4 separate regions of the Homo sapiens genome follow, and regions 2, 3 and 4 are each linked to region 1. A link is a contact called in ENCODE Hi-C or POLR2A ChIA-PET data. All regions are on one chromosome and are shown on one strand. Each heading gives the region's core, a stretch centred on a gene start or an enhancer-like site at or near the end of the contact. The rest is flanking DNA. Distances are from core to core; before and after follow the strand shown.

Region 1 (3,380 bases), core at 569-3,068:
CTTCCATCCACCTGGCAGGTGCATGCAGCCTCTGGAAACCAATATGGAAGCCACCCCTGAAGCATCAGGAGATGTCCAGAGCCAGCAGCTGTGACACTAGATAGTCATGTGTTAATGGCTCCCAAGCCTCACACCACACAGACTCCAGGAGGCCAGGCAGCAGCTCTGTTTTCCAACTTCTGGAGCTATGAGAAAACTTTCAAAGGATCTCCAGAAGAAGAAGAAAAAGACTGAAAGAGGGAAACCGCAAGTCAGAATTCCCACTCTGAGCCAGACACAGGCTCTTCTGTGCCTCTGTTAAGCCCCAAGGCAGAGAGAACGCTCATCTCCCATTTAGGAAACAAATACTCAGAGAAGCTAAGAGACTGGCTCAAGGGAACAGAGCTACTAGGTAGAAGATCTTCAAATGTATGTCTGATTTTTCCCTCCTCATCCCAGAAGGATACCTTGGAGTATTAGAGAGACTGCATTTTTCTCATCCTGATTCATTTAGTCCTTCATTCTTTTGTTTGAAGAGCTTAACAGAAGACAGCTCCTACACAGGGCTCTCTCTTTCCAGGTAATAACAAGCTCTGAGAACATTCGGAGAGTTCAGGGTTCATGCTGCCCCAAAGGATCTCTGAGAAGAACCAGCCCTCCACACAACCAGCTGGAACATCACAGTGATTGCCCCTGCAGGAGATGTATATAATAAAAATTGAATGCTGCAGCATGAACTTCATACATACTTGTCCTCTTGGTTTATTCATCAGAAATAATTATCTGTGCTTGCTTTCACAAGAGCACATATTTTATAGGGTACATTAAAATTTAATGGATTTTTAATAATATTGTAACTACCGCAAGAGAAAAACTGGAAAAAGCTGCGCCACATGTCTTTGTGGCATTTTGGTGGTTTGGCTCCAGCTTCGCAAAGAAAGAACTCATTTGGTGAGGAGGGGCGGGCAGGAGAGAGTGAAGAACCCATGCAAAACGCTGGGTGGGTATGAAAAATTTTATATTTGACTACTGGCATGAGAGATCTGTGCTGAGGGAGGGAAGTCAAGAAGGAAAGATGACAAATCAACAGGCATACTTTAACAAATGGCAAATTATGCTGGACTTAACCTGACTTTGGGCAACTTGGGATGTAGCTCAGAACAGAAGGAGGATGGTGATGGTGATCCACGCAACAGACACTTCAATTGTGGAAAGGCATGAGCAGGCGCTGGCCAACAGAATAGAATGCAGCTACAGGGCTGGAAGAGATCTGAAATCTCATCCAATGTCTACAAAGCCGAAATTTGTAGAAAAGATAGCCAAGGCCCAGAGAAGTAAGACGAGGCCCAAGATCACAAAGGAAATTAGCAGGTCTTTACATTTCTGTCGGGCTTCTTCTATTACTGTGTGTGGCCCAGGTTAAAAGCATATACTTAAATCTAACTCGAATGGCGAAGATAATGTTCTCAAGTCTTTAATAAACTGCTGGGTTGCAAGCTGCACATTTTTAGCCATTTCTGGGAAATTTAATTCCATTAATTTTCATAAGCCATCCCATGGTTTTTATTTTGATATGCATCACAAAAGATCACTCTATTTTAACTTTTTGGGAAAAGTTTTTTCTCTCCCTATGGGACTCGAACCCACATATCTGAAGGACTCATTAAAGAATAGAGTCCTATCTAGAGGCCAAGATGAGGTGGCCCCTTTAGTTCCTCATAGAAGGCTGCTATACACGCACCCAGTACAGTCATCTGGAGCCTCCTGAAGTGTCACCAGTCCAGAGACCAGTGTCTATTTCTGGACAAAGAAAGAAACCCATGGTGCCCTGCCACCAATGATGCATCCACAGCCAGGCTGACTCACCCATTCGTAAGTGCACTGCCAAAAATAACACCTTGCCAAAATTACGTTGCCTAATCTTTGACAAAGTAATATCCAAATTAAAATGAAAAAAAGGCTTAAATGTCAAGTGATGATGGTGATTTACGCTGTACTGATTTATATAATGCGCCACATCTCAGATGGGCCAATTTTTCCATGACATCAAAGCAGACCACGAGCAGGGTTAGCGGTGACAATGATGGCTGGAGAATGAGCATGGGTCTGGAGTTTGCTAGCCCTGGACTGAGCGCTCTCTCTGTCCCTTGGCAGCTTTGTGCCATTGGGCATGTACTTTCCTGTCCCGGACCCTCATTTTCCTCACCTGTGACAAGACAAAAGAATACCTACCTCACAGGGAGACTGTAAGAATTACCCATTTATCTTTTTTTTTGAGGCTGAGTCTCACTCTGTCACCCAGGCTGGAGTGCAGTGGTGCGATCTCAGCTCACTGCAACCTCCGTCTCCTGGGTTCAAGTGATTCTTCTGCCTCAGCCTCCTGAGTAGCTGAGACTACGGGCACCTGCCATCATGCTCGGATAATTTTTGTATTTTTAGTAGAGATGGGGTTTCACCATATTGGCCAGGCTGGTCTCGAATTCGTGATCTCATGATCCGCCCTCCTCAGCCTCCCAAAGTGCTAGGATTACAGGCGTGAGCCACCGCACCTGGCCCCATTTATCTACTAATAAAAGCAGTTCGTGTAGTACCTAGTACACAGTGGAGATGCAATTAATGAGAGTTATTATTTAAAATACCTGGTATTTACTATCACTAAATACGATTTGAGTGGATTGATAGTTCCTTTCAATTTTCATATGTAGAACTATAATTGTAAAGCTGTGTAACATTTGATAGTATTAAATATTAAACCACTGTGTAATTAAAGCCCAAAATGTCAAACACTGCAGCATAAACTACCTGACAGGCCTCCAAATGCCCTTTCACCAAGGTGTGATTTCTATTTATTTTGCTTTGTTGTTATTTTTGTGGTTTTGAGATGAAGCCTCACTCTGTTGCCCAGGCTGGAGTGCAGTGGTACAATCATAGCTCACTGCAGCCTCGAACTCCTGGGCTCAAGCGACCCTCCTGCTTTAGCCTCCCATGTAGCTAGGAGTACAGGCACATTTTTTGTACAGATAGGGTCTCACTATGTGACCCACACTGGTCTCAAACTTCTGGCCTCAAGCGATCCTCCCCACCTCGGCCTTCCAAAGTCTTGGGATTATAGGCTTGAGCCACTGCACCAGGACTATTTATTTTGTCTCAGTAAAAGTATACTGTGCCTGAGGAGAAGGAGGAGGAGGAGGAGAATGAATGGGGAGGAGGGACAGAGGGAGAGAGGCAGAGAGGAAGTCCACCAGTAGTCTAGAAGGTTCTACATTCCCAGGCCTTGTCTCTTACTGTTGCCACCTTCAGGAAAAACCTCTCCTTCTGATCTACTCCGTCCTGTGCAAGCATCAGGCCTTCCACACGCCCCATGTTCACGCCCTACATACACACACAAGCTGTAACTATCT
Region 2 (3,046 bases), core at 336-2,835, 160 kb before region 1:
TAACTGAGAGGTGACTGTCTAGGGGAGAGGGGTCCTCAGATGTCCTGATGGCTGGCACAAGGCGGCCCTTGACTGGAGGCAGATGCGTCTGCCACTCAGAGCAGGCCACAGGGCACACCTTGAGGCCAGGCAAGGAGGCAAGACCTGGGTCTCCAACGGGAGCCACCGCCTCTCCCACCACCCAGCATGGGGGCCAGATCATCCCTGCGTCCTCCAGAGAAGGCAACCGAGCGACAGCAGAGCTTTCCCCAACTTGAAAATCACCGAGCACAGATAGCCATGTTACGGCCATTCTGCCACTTGGCCACAGAGACCAGTAACTTCAATTTATTTGTGTCTGGGGCCTTAAGGAACCTCAGCTGTCATCCTTTCCTTAGTTTATTACCAAATTTCTAAAATATTACATCCTTTATTATATCCAAATTCACTTTATTGCACTTGACAATACAGATAATCACATACCATATGCTCTAATGTTTTGAAACCAATGCATGTTGACAGCGGTTTTTATTCATGATGCATAATTCCATCCCCAGCTCACAATGAGGCATCTGAGCACCCAGCCTGGTGTTAAGACTTTTGCCTAATAACAGATTAACAATACAGCAAGTTTCCGAGACACACTCCCTCCCATGCCATTTTCTGTTTACAATGGGAAAAATGTACCTGGGCTGAAAAGATGGGCTTATCAAAGAGGAGGGGGAAAAAGAAAAACAACCCCGCATCATCACACACCCACCAGTCCCAGAGGGTTTATAATGATTTGTTACTGTTCCACGCTTATGAAACTTGATATTGAAAAGAGGAATTGGTTTTGCGCCAAGTAGCAAGGCAACTAATCACACCAACCCACACTGCTGGCCCCTGAGAATGGAAAGCACAAACTGCCCCAAAGCTCTCATTAGGAGTCTCTCTTGTTTTTACTCCTGTTTTGCTAGAAGCAAGTATTTGTCACTCCTCTACCTTGGTGAGACCATCCTTCTCCCGTCCCCTTCCCCTCATCCCCTGGGCATTCTTCTGTTCCCAATTAGCCCCAAGCTTCCTGGCGAAATGAATACAGCTGGGGATGCATCCTACCCCCCCAGTCCTGGCACCTCTCAAGCAGAAAGGCAAGGCCAGTAGGAACTGTCTTTGCAGCTCCTTCAGCGGCAGAGCCCCTTGTTCTGCGGGGTGGCTGAAGAGAAAGGGTGGATAATTTAAAGATGATCCCCTAGCTTTGCTGTAGTGCCCAGAACAAACAATGCCATTTCATACGTCCCCTAACTAAGCACTTTCATTTGCTTCAGAGAAGCACTCAAACAACTGTAAACCCATTAGATCATGTCAAACGTGGTGGGAAAGAGCTTGGGCTGTCACCAGCAGAGAATCAACTCAGATTTATAGATTCTTAAAGCTTTAATATATAGATATTTGTCTTCCCCCTGCAGATAGACAAGGGGACCAGGGCAGGGGCGGAGGAGGCAAGAAGAACGGCCCACAGCTCAGCGGCAGACAGATTGGAGTTTCACAATCATTCTCCCGGATAATGGGATTTCTCAACAAGGGGAGGAGCGGGGAGGAAGAAAAGCGAAGCCTTCACTTTGCTGAACACTTGGCTGTTTTTCCAAAGCTTTGCTTGCGGGTGGTGTGGGGGAGGAAAGAGATGTTATTATCAACAATGCCTCTGGAGTACCCAGTGACCTGCCGTGAACAAAAGCAAGTGGCGACCAAAGAAGGGCTGGAGTCCGAGGACGCAGAAACACTTACTCAGCCACCTACAAAGGAGGCCAAATGAATTAAGAGGCATCTTACTCCAAGTAATTGCTGTGCTTCTGAACAGCTTAAGTTATAACCTTTTTTCATAAATAAGAACCTACTTTCCCTTTGGGCTTACATCATGACTCCAAGAAAAGCTTTCTCTTTATTTCTTAATCATCTTCAGCAAGTAGGGGGCTCTTCCTACTACCTCAAAGGGTTTGGAATTTTCTTTTTAATTTTTTTCATTTTATCCTTTTCTCTTGCTTGTCTATCATCTACTGAGCATGGCAGTAAATAACTGGTAATTAAACCAATATCTACTGGAGACCAGGGCTTAAAGATATAATTTTATACAGAATCCTCCTGAAATATTACCAGTTGGGCTCTATGGGTCTGGAAATGGGACGGTTTGGACCAGGCTGGACTTTCATAATGCAGGACCCACCAGTGGTTTGCAAAGTGGTCCCTGGCCCCATCTTGCTGCCTCATCAATTCTAGTCTCTGAATATTTCTGGGGAAAGGGGCATCACCCCTCGGTACTTCATAAACACAGCTTGTTTGAGTTGGGCATCTTGAGGTGTTGCTAAATTCTTCAGCCCAAGGATCAGCCTTTCTCTTGGTAACTTCACAAACGGCCACTCATGGTTGGGGAAGCAGCCTGGCCCCCCTCCCAGGGGTAGTCCTTCAAGATCTAACGTAGCCACCTCATTTCTCCTTATTCGAGTCTCCTTGGTTCCTCTGGAATTTTTCCCGTAATACTGTCCTGGTCCCCATCAGACGACCTCCTCTGATGTGGTCTATCTTGTCAATGCCCCTCTTAAAATAAATGCCTGGAATGGAATATTCCACATGGGGTCTGAGCAGTGCAACCAAATACCGGACTGGACTTCCCTTTGTGGTGGCGTCCTTAGCAGCTCCATCACCTGTTGCCTCAAAGAAAACTTAACAGTCAACTAAAAAAACCCCAGGCTTCCTATAAACCATGTCAAAATCTCGCCCTGCCCAACCTTCCTTTTTTTTTTTCTTTAAAATTAGACATCGATTATAGTCATTTTTTTTTTTTTTTTTTTAAAGACAGATTCTCGCTCTGTCACCCAGGCTGGAGGGCAGTGGCGCATCTCAGCTCACTGTAACCTCCACCTCCAAGTTTCAAGCGATTCTTGTGCCTCAGACTCCCAAGTAGCTGGGATTACAGGCATGCACCACCGTGCCACTAATGTTTGTATTTTTAGTAGAGACAGGGTTTTACCATATTGGCCAGGGTGGTCTCAAACGCCTGACCTCAGGTGATCCACCTGCCTCGGCCTCC
Region 3 (3,021 bases), core at 138-2,637, 130 kb before region 1:
CTGTCTTGGAAGGTTTTTCAAAGTCAACACCAGGGCAGAAGTGGGAAAGCAGGGAGAAGAATGGGATTCTTAACATCATTTAAAAGCAGCTCAATGTCCCAATCCCCCTCCCACCAAATAAACGTCTCTTTCATCTTTCATCCCAGCCTAGAAAATCAAAACCTGGCTAGGGGTCCAGGAAGACCTGTGGCTGAATTTTGAAAAATTGCCGAGTGAAAGATGATACATTCATTCTGCCTTCCCAAACAGCTTTCAGTTTGGGCTGATTTTGCACTGGTCGAGCCTTGGCATCCACTATGGTCCCCAGTCCAGTGCTCTGTGCCCATGAGCCTAGTTCAATCAGGACTACTCAACTGAAGCGCTGAGCCCTCGAGTCTGGCCTTGGGGGGCTCATGCTCTAGCTGCGGGGATGGACAACCAAAGGCTGCATTTCCAACACTGAGGTTTCTGATGCCACTTTTGAATAGGCCAGGCGTCTCTCATTATTCCCAGTGGTGCCAACATTCTCAAAACAACAACAAAAATTTCTGAAGTCACTGGAATCCTTTTTCTACTTTTGGTGGGGTAAAGAGTTCATTCAAAGACCAGTATCAGCCTCTCAAAAGAGAAGTCTCCCAGCCCACGCCACATCAGCCCTAAAAAGCTTGGTTCTTCCACTCTGTGAATTCTAGGGGCAGTGATTTCCGGGTTGTTTATATTTATGTCCCCACTTATTTCCTAAAAATACTGAGGTGTCTTATAATGCTTAAGCACATATAAAACTGGAAACTAAGAGCATGAATCAAAGCTGTAAAAGATGACCAGTCACAGAAAGAAGAGACCAGTGTTCCCCCATGTTGGGGCTCAGAGAGGGTTGGGTGAAGCTCAGAAGCCAGAGAATCACCTTCTGGTTGTAGAAAAACTTCAAACGTAAGTTTGAACCAGAGGAAACTTGCCAGACTGTCTCTAACCAAGGAAGCCGTTGCTGGGCAATAGGGATTAAAAAAGACACTCAGAGATCAAGAAAGCCCATGAGCCAAGACCTCCGGGGATGGAGGCAGGTCCAGGACGGCGACACCTAGCGTCTGGCCCTGCTACTTCAGGCCTAGGCTAGAGCGTGCCAGGAGGTGGAAGACCCAGGGGCTGGATGCAGCAGGGCAGTGAGTGGGGGGCTGGGTTGGGGGGTGCTGGCTGGTCTCCATAATCAGAGACAAGCAGCAGGCAGAAAGCCAAGCTCAGTTCCCAGGACTCTCTCAGGAAGGGAGTCAGGAATTACAGACCAGTGAACATCACTCTGAACTTCAATTAGACCGCTGCAACTCCCCCATGGGTTATGTGCGTTACTCTGTCCCGTTAGCAGTAAAAACCTCACGACCAGATGGCCTGAGGGTCTAGTGAGGAAGTCGGGGGACAGAGCCCTGGTGTGTGGCCAGTCCTGGGGCAGCAGCAGGAGAGACCTGCTGAAGGTCACATGAGCTGGGTCCTTGAGCCCCAGGACGAGGGGCTCTAGGTCCAGCACATTCTCTGTTCCAGAAAACCCCTCTATGCAGCAAGTGGAGTAGGAGGCAACCCTTTGGAGCTGAGGGATCCAGGGAAGCTGGGCTATTGGCTTGGAGTGAGTGCTCCAGCCAGGGGGAGAAAGGTTGGGTGGGCACAGGCAGGGCATGACATCTGCCTAAGCTTCTCTTTCTACAGGAGCGGTCAGCACATAAAATCACCTCTAGTCAATCCTTGCCCCAAGCAATGGACGCCACTGTTTCCAGCTTTCACGCCCGTGATCTTTTTAAATCCCTTCCTTCCCACCTTTAGAACCCAGTGAGAAGTCTCATATGCAAATGGCCAACTGGGATACTTCTTGTTATTAACCTCAACACCTGCACTTGAAAGCTAAGACTTCAGCAGTGGGTGGGGGAAGGGCGGTGGGGCATGGCAGTGCAGGAAGAGGGGGGTGTGGGAACACCAGTGTGTGTACATGCATGACCCCATGGGTGCACCTGGGGCTCGGCAGACGTCATGCAGCAACTGGCACACATCAGGCACCTGATTTCTACCCTCGGCTGAACAGCAATTTCCAATCCAATAGCAACCTCATCCCAGACGGCGGTCTGTGTGCCTTCTCCACCCACCTGAACCTACCTCTCCACCTACAGACCTCCGCCCTCCCTCCGGCAGCAATCCCCGAGGCTCACACCAAGCCAGGAGTCTGTGGCCAAGCTGATTCTCCAGCCCAGGTGAGTCCAGTGAGGACCTACCCGCACAGGAAGAATTCAGGATGGAGCCGGGGCAGGTTCAGCCCCTGATCTGGAGACCTTATTTAGTCTGAGACATAATATTGCTCCTTTTGTCCCCTATCCATTTACCTCCCGGCACTGAAATAAGGGGACTTTGATTCCCTCCCAGTTCATGGCTTCATTCAGAAAGCTCCACAGAAGTAAGCCATTATGTGAGTTCTAAGCCACTTTGAATAAACCAACACAACTCCTTTCAAAAAAGCACCGGGAGAAGGTCATTCATGTGAATAATAACCATTCTTTCTCTTTAATCATTAAAATAAATAAATTCAAATTACATCTCCAGAGAGCACCCATCCCCCCATCAATTTCTGCTCTTGAGTTTAATAGAAAAATGGCTCCTGAAAAATTCTCCTGTGAAGTGAGGCTGGTGTGGAAGACGCCAACACAGTGCTCTCATTCAGAACACTCTCGAATGCAGACTGAATCAGGCCCTAGACAGAGGGCTACGTGTGTGCCTATGCGTGTTGGTCTTGGATGTGCGAACTGTCTAACCCTGCTCTGAGTTTTCCTAGGAAAAGGAAAAATGTCCTGAACCTCGACTCTTCCCCAGGCTGAAAATCTCCAACATTTTCCAGCCCGGCTTCAAACCTGACAGAAAAAGACAAGGGGAGACAGGTATTAAGAAAACGGAGAGCTCGTTTGGATTTTTGCTTCACTTCTGATTCTGTCCCAAAAATTACTTTTGGAAAAGAAAAGGTAAAAAGAGGCAAAACAAAAACAAAAGTAAAAGAGACATCGTGTTCTTTCC
Region 4 (3,062 bases), core at 498-2,997, 250 kb before region 1:
TGGCGGCAGAGAGTTTCCTTTTGGGGTGGAGAGAAGGGGATGGAGGGAGGGATGGGGGGGAATGGTAAACCTGGAGGCTGGGGCCAGAGCTGGGGTGGAAGCCAATGGTTCTACAGGACACCCACACACTCACCTCCTGCAGGAGAAGGAAAGGGGGGATTTAAACTTTTTTTCCTTTTGTTTAAAAAAAAAAAAGACAAAGAAGTATGAATGCAGAACATACCGACTGAACCAATTCATAGCTAAACCATAGCTGACCAAAACACCTGCTTTCTCTTGGTTATCCTGCAATGTCAACTCCAGAGTGAGAACAGCAGGCTCAGGATGTACCTTTGCTACAGAGAGAGTGGACTTGACACGCACAAATCCAGAGAGTGGTGGGGTTGCAGATCGGGGGGCAGCGGAAGGTGACACTGCCTCGGCCCCCCCAATCCCATCATTCTGACCCTAATGAGGGCCGCAGCCTGTCAACCAGTTAACCAGGTTAATTTTGTCTCACCTTTATTTCTCCTTAGTAGTTTAAACTTTATTTTCTTTTCCAAAATGGAAAACAATATTTTTTTAATTGTTAAAGGAAGTTCTTACTGATTTTTAAGCCTCAAGGTGAGTCTGGGCTGGCTACCTTTGGGCTACGGCTAACCCGTCTTAAAGAACCAGACATTCTGAGAGTCACACTTTCACATCTTTGGCTCCAGAGGGCTGCTCCTTGCAACAATCACTTCTCCCTTCTGCCTCCCTTGGCTTCTCCCCCTCTGCCCTATGACCAGTTGCCTTCAATGGCAGAGGCAAAGAACATCGATGCAGGTGGGGTCACTCCTGGCTTTGGCCCCTCCCTTTCCCAGGGGCCTGTGATTTGAGGCCCTCAGTTCTGGTGGGCCTGGAAGAGCCAGAAGTGGATTGATTTTCACCCACTTGTCACAGGGATGGGAAGAGATTGATGAGGCACCCAAGGCACACTAGCAGGAGACTGAGACAGAGACACAAAGATACACGGGAGACCAAATCAAGCTGGGCCTGGCTCCTGACTCAGCAGAGAAAACAGAACTGAAGCCTCCAGATGCCCTTGGGGCGGGAAGCCCGAAGGTGAGCCCCTCTGAAGCTGTAGCTGAGAAATGAATAAACTGGCCAATGGAAAGAGCAGGTTAAAGAGAAAAGAAAAAAATAAATTATAGAGGCTTAGAGCAAGTGAACGGCTGATCTGGGAATGCGCTGGCAGAAAAAAGGGATGGAGATTTTTGAATATAGAAGATTCAACTTGCAGATAACACTTGGCCCTCTCACTCATGGAGGCAAATATGAAGCCGAGATATTCAAAAGGCGGTATTATCTTAGTCTAACACACTTTTTTTCTTCTGAGCTCAGGAAAACAGAAGAAGCTTGGACAGTGGACTCCTGGTTTTGTCCAGGCAGCTGAAACCCCTCCCTATACAAATAAACTAATTAGCCCGTTCCATTTTAGGCTAATAGGATGGGGTGGGCATGAGGAGGCGCAGTGGTAGACGGAAAGTTTTTTGGCTTCTTTCTTGTCTGGCCGGATGTGAACCCAGGAAGGTGTTGGGCAGGCCCACCTAACTAATGGGTGGGGAGAGGCAGGTTTAGGTTTCCGTTTCTTCCAGCAGGAGAGCCACCTAGAGACTAATCTAGCCAGCAGAAGCAGCCTCGGAGACAGGATGTAGCATGCCCACAGAAGGGTGCTGTTCAGAAATACCCCCTTCTGCAGGCTTAGATAGAAGACAAAAGGGCTGTTGGTATTATGCCCATCCTTGGCAACCGCTCCCATTCCTGTGTGTGGGGAGGCCTGTGGTTTCTGAGTCGGCCTGAAGGGAATTTCACAATAAGCAGCTCATCTTAGGTCTATATTACCCCTCCTTGCTCAGTCCTCCTCCATCAAATGACACTAAAATCACCGTGGAGAAGACACTGTATTAGAATGCAGCTTTCAAATCCCAAGTCCCGTTTTATTACGCACTTGCTCATCACGGTGCCGGAGCCTCAGCTCAAAGTCACCTTGCAGATGTCCCCCAGCCAGGGGTGAAAGACAGGGCTGCTGGGTCCCCACTAGAGGGCGCAGCCAGCAGGCAATAAGCACCCAGTTCTGGCTGGTCCCGCCTCTAGCTAGGCTTCTGGGCAGTGGAACCCGCACCCCTGAGGGCTGGGCGCATGGAAGAGAGGAGCCTCTATTTTCCACAGTCGACACTTCTCTCTGTCTGTCTCTGTGAGCAGAAGAACCAGGCTCCAGAAAGCATGTTAAAGTCCCCGAACGAGCCATCTGGAAACCCATGCATCTTTGAGAAGACTCATAAAAAGCAACGGCTCTGGCTGCTTAGGAGAGAATGGGGACTGCCACTCGGCACATAAACTTGTCAGTAGCTGTTCCTGCTGTCTGACAGTGGGAAGGCATTAGGGACAAAGCAATTTTCTTCTTTTGCAAACTCAGCGTAACTCCACAAACTGAACACTGGCTGGCTACGCAGGAAAGGGGGTCATTTGAGAACCCGTCTCCCTCTAAGAGGAGAGGTGGGGAGTGGGGTTGGGGGGTGGGGGAAGGCATGAAGCCAAATCTCTCACCTGAGGGTGCTTTCTGTGGAAGTCATTCTCCAGTCAATTCTCAGTGATCCTTCTAAGCGAACGGTGCCTTTCCCCAGGCACGGAGACTTATTTTGGGGGGCCAGAATTGGTCCCATATACCAGGATCAGCTTGGGAAGAGAGGATGGGACATGGCTCTTAGTGGGCAAGGGCACCTTGTCTACTGCTCAGCTAGGGTGTGCGTGTGAGGGGGCGGGGACAGGGAGCACACTTTGTTGAATAAATAAACAGTGCTGAGGTTTATAAATTGGATATTATGACTCCTGTCCCAGAAGAGGACAACGTCTTGCAAACGTCTTGGCATTTTTGCAGCAGGAGCTATGAGCATTAAGTGGCTTGGGACAAGCCCTGCTCTAGGATGGCAGTTTGGGGGCTCATTGCGGTGATCAGGTTCATTTCATCAGCAGCATCCATGGCAGGTTCCTCTTTGCCCCTCATCCTCACTCTCCAATATCCTCTGGGCTTTCCCAGTCAA

What was found. A loop is a pair of places that touch in the nucleus more often than their neighbours do. ChIA-PET counts read pairs that join two places held with the same protein, here RNA polymerase II (POLR2A). Pooled maps may share reads with other maps.
Region 2: a pooled map shows a loop between it and region 1 (2.5-fold over the local background). The contact joins two enhancer-like sites. A Hi-C loop is called at or near these places in 1 of 168 maps with a recorded cell type or tissue (HepG2) and 1 of 50 pooled maps. POLR2A ChIA-PET finds 5 or more read pairs at or near these places in 3 of 52 experiments (PC-3, SK-N-SH and WTC11).
Region 3: a loop to region 1 is called in a map of A673, with 1.9 times the contacts of the local background. The contact joins two enhancer-like sites. A Hi-C loop is called at or near these places in 2 of 168 maps with a recorded cell type or tissue (A673 and HepG2) and 4 of 50 pooled maps. POLR2A ChIA-PET finds 5 or more read pairs at or near these places in 1 of 52 experiments (SK-N-SH).
Region 4: a loop to region 1 is called in a pooled map, with 3 times the contacts of the local background. The contact joins two enhancer-like sites. A Hi-C loop is called at or near these places in 2 of 168 maps with a recorded cell type or tissue (aorta and posterior vena cava), 1 of 37 single-sample maps with no recorded cell type and 4 of 50 pooled maps.

The regions. Positions count from the first base shown.
Region 1 is chr17:57,421,334-57,424,713 of GRCh38, reverse strand. All of the region lies in intron 6 of MSI2 (musashi RNA binding protein 2), which reads right to left. Among named protein-coding and RNA genes, the nearest start is that of MSI2, 170 kb to the right of the region's middle. RefSeq lists a silencer at 1,720-1,920 and an enhancer at 1,770-1,949. Within about 2 kb of position 1,818, at least 10 of the 41 ENCODE cell types and tissues checked have a DNase peak (open chromatin) inside an H3K27ac peak, as active enhancers do.
Region 2 is chr17:57,576,515-57,579,560 of GRCh38, reverse strand. All of the region lies in intron 7 of MSI2 (musashi RNA binding protein 2), which reads right to left. Among named protein-coding and RNA genes, the nearest start is that of MSI2-AS1, 30 kb to the left of the region's middle. RefSeq lists enhancers at 1-105, 106-606. Within about 2 kb of position 1,585, at least 15 of the 41 ENCODE cell types and tissues checked have a DNase peak (open chromatin) inside an H3K27ac peak, as active enhancers do.
Region 3 is chr17:57,550,522-57,553,542 of GRCh38, reverse strand. The region is part of intron 7 of MSI2 (musashi RNA binding protein 2); the gene reads right to left. It overlaps LOC107984993 (a long non-coding RNA gene), which reads right to left. Exons shown (of 2, transcript XR_001752947.3): 1 at 1-3,021. Among named protein-coding and RNA genes, the nearest start is that of MSI2-AS1, 56 kb to the left of the region's middle. RefSeq lists an enhancer at 1,135-1,354. Within about 2 kb of position 1,387, at least 5 of the 41 ENCODE cell types and tissues checked have a DNase peak (open chromatin) inside an H3K27ac peak, as active enhancers do.
Region 4 is chr17:57,671,081-57,674,142 of GRCh38, reverse strand. The region is part of intron 11 of MSI2 (musashi RNA binding protein 2); the gene reads right to left. Among named protein-coding and RNA genes, the nearest start is that of MSI2-AS1, 64 kb to the right of the region's middle. Within about 2 kb of position 1,747, at least 5 of the 41 ENCODE cell types and tissues checked have a DNase peak (open chromatin) inside an H3K27ac peak, as active enhancers do.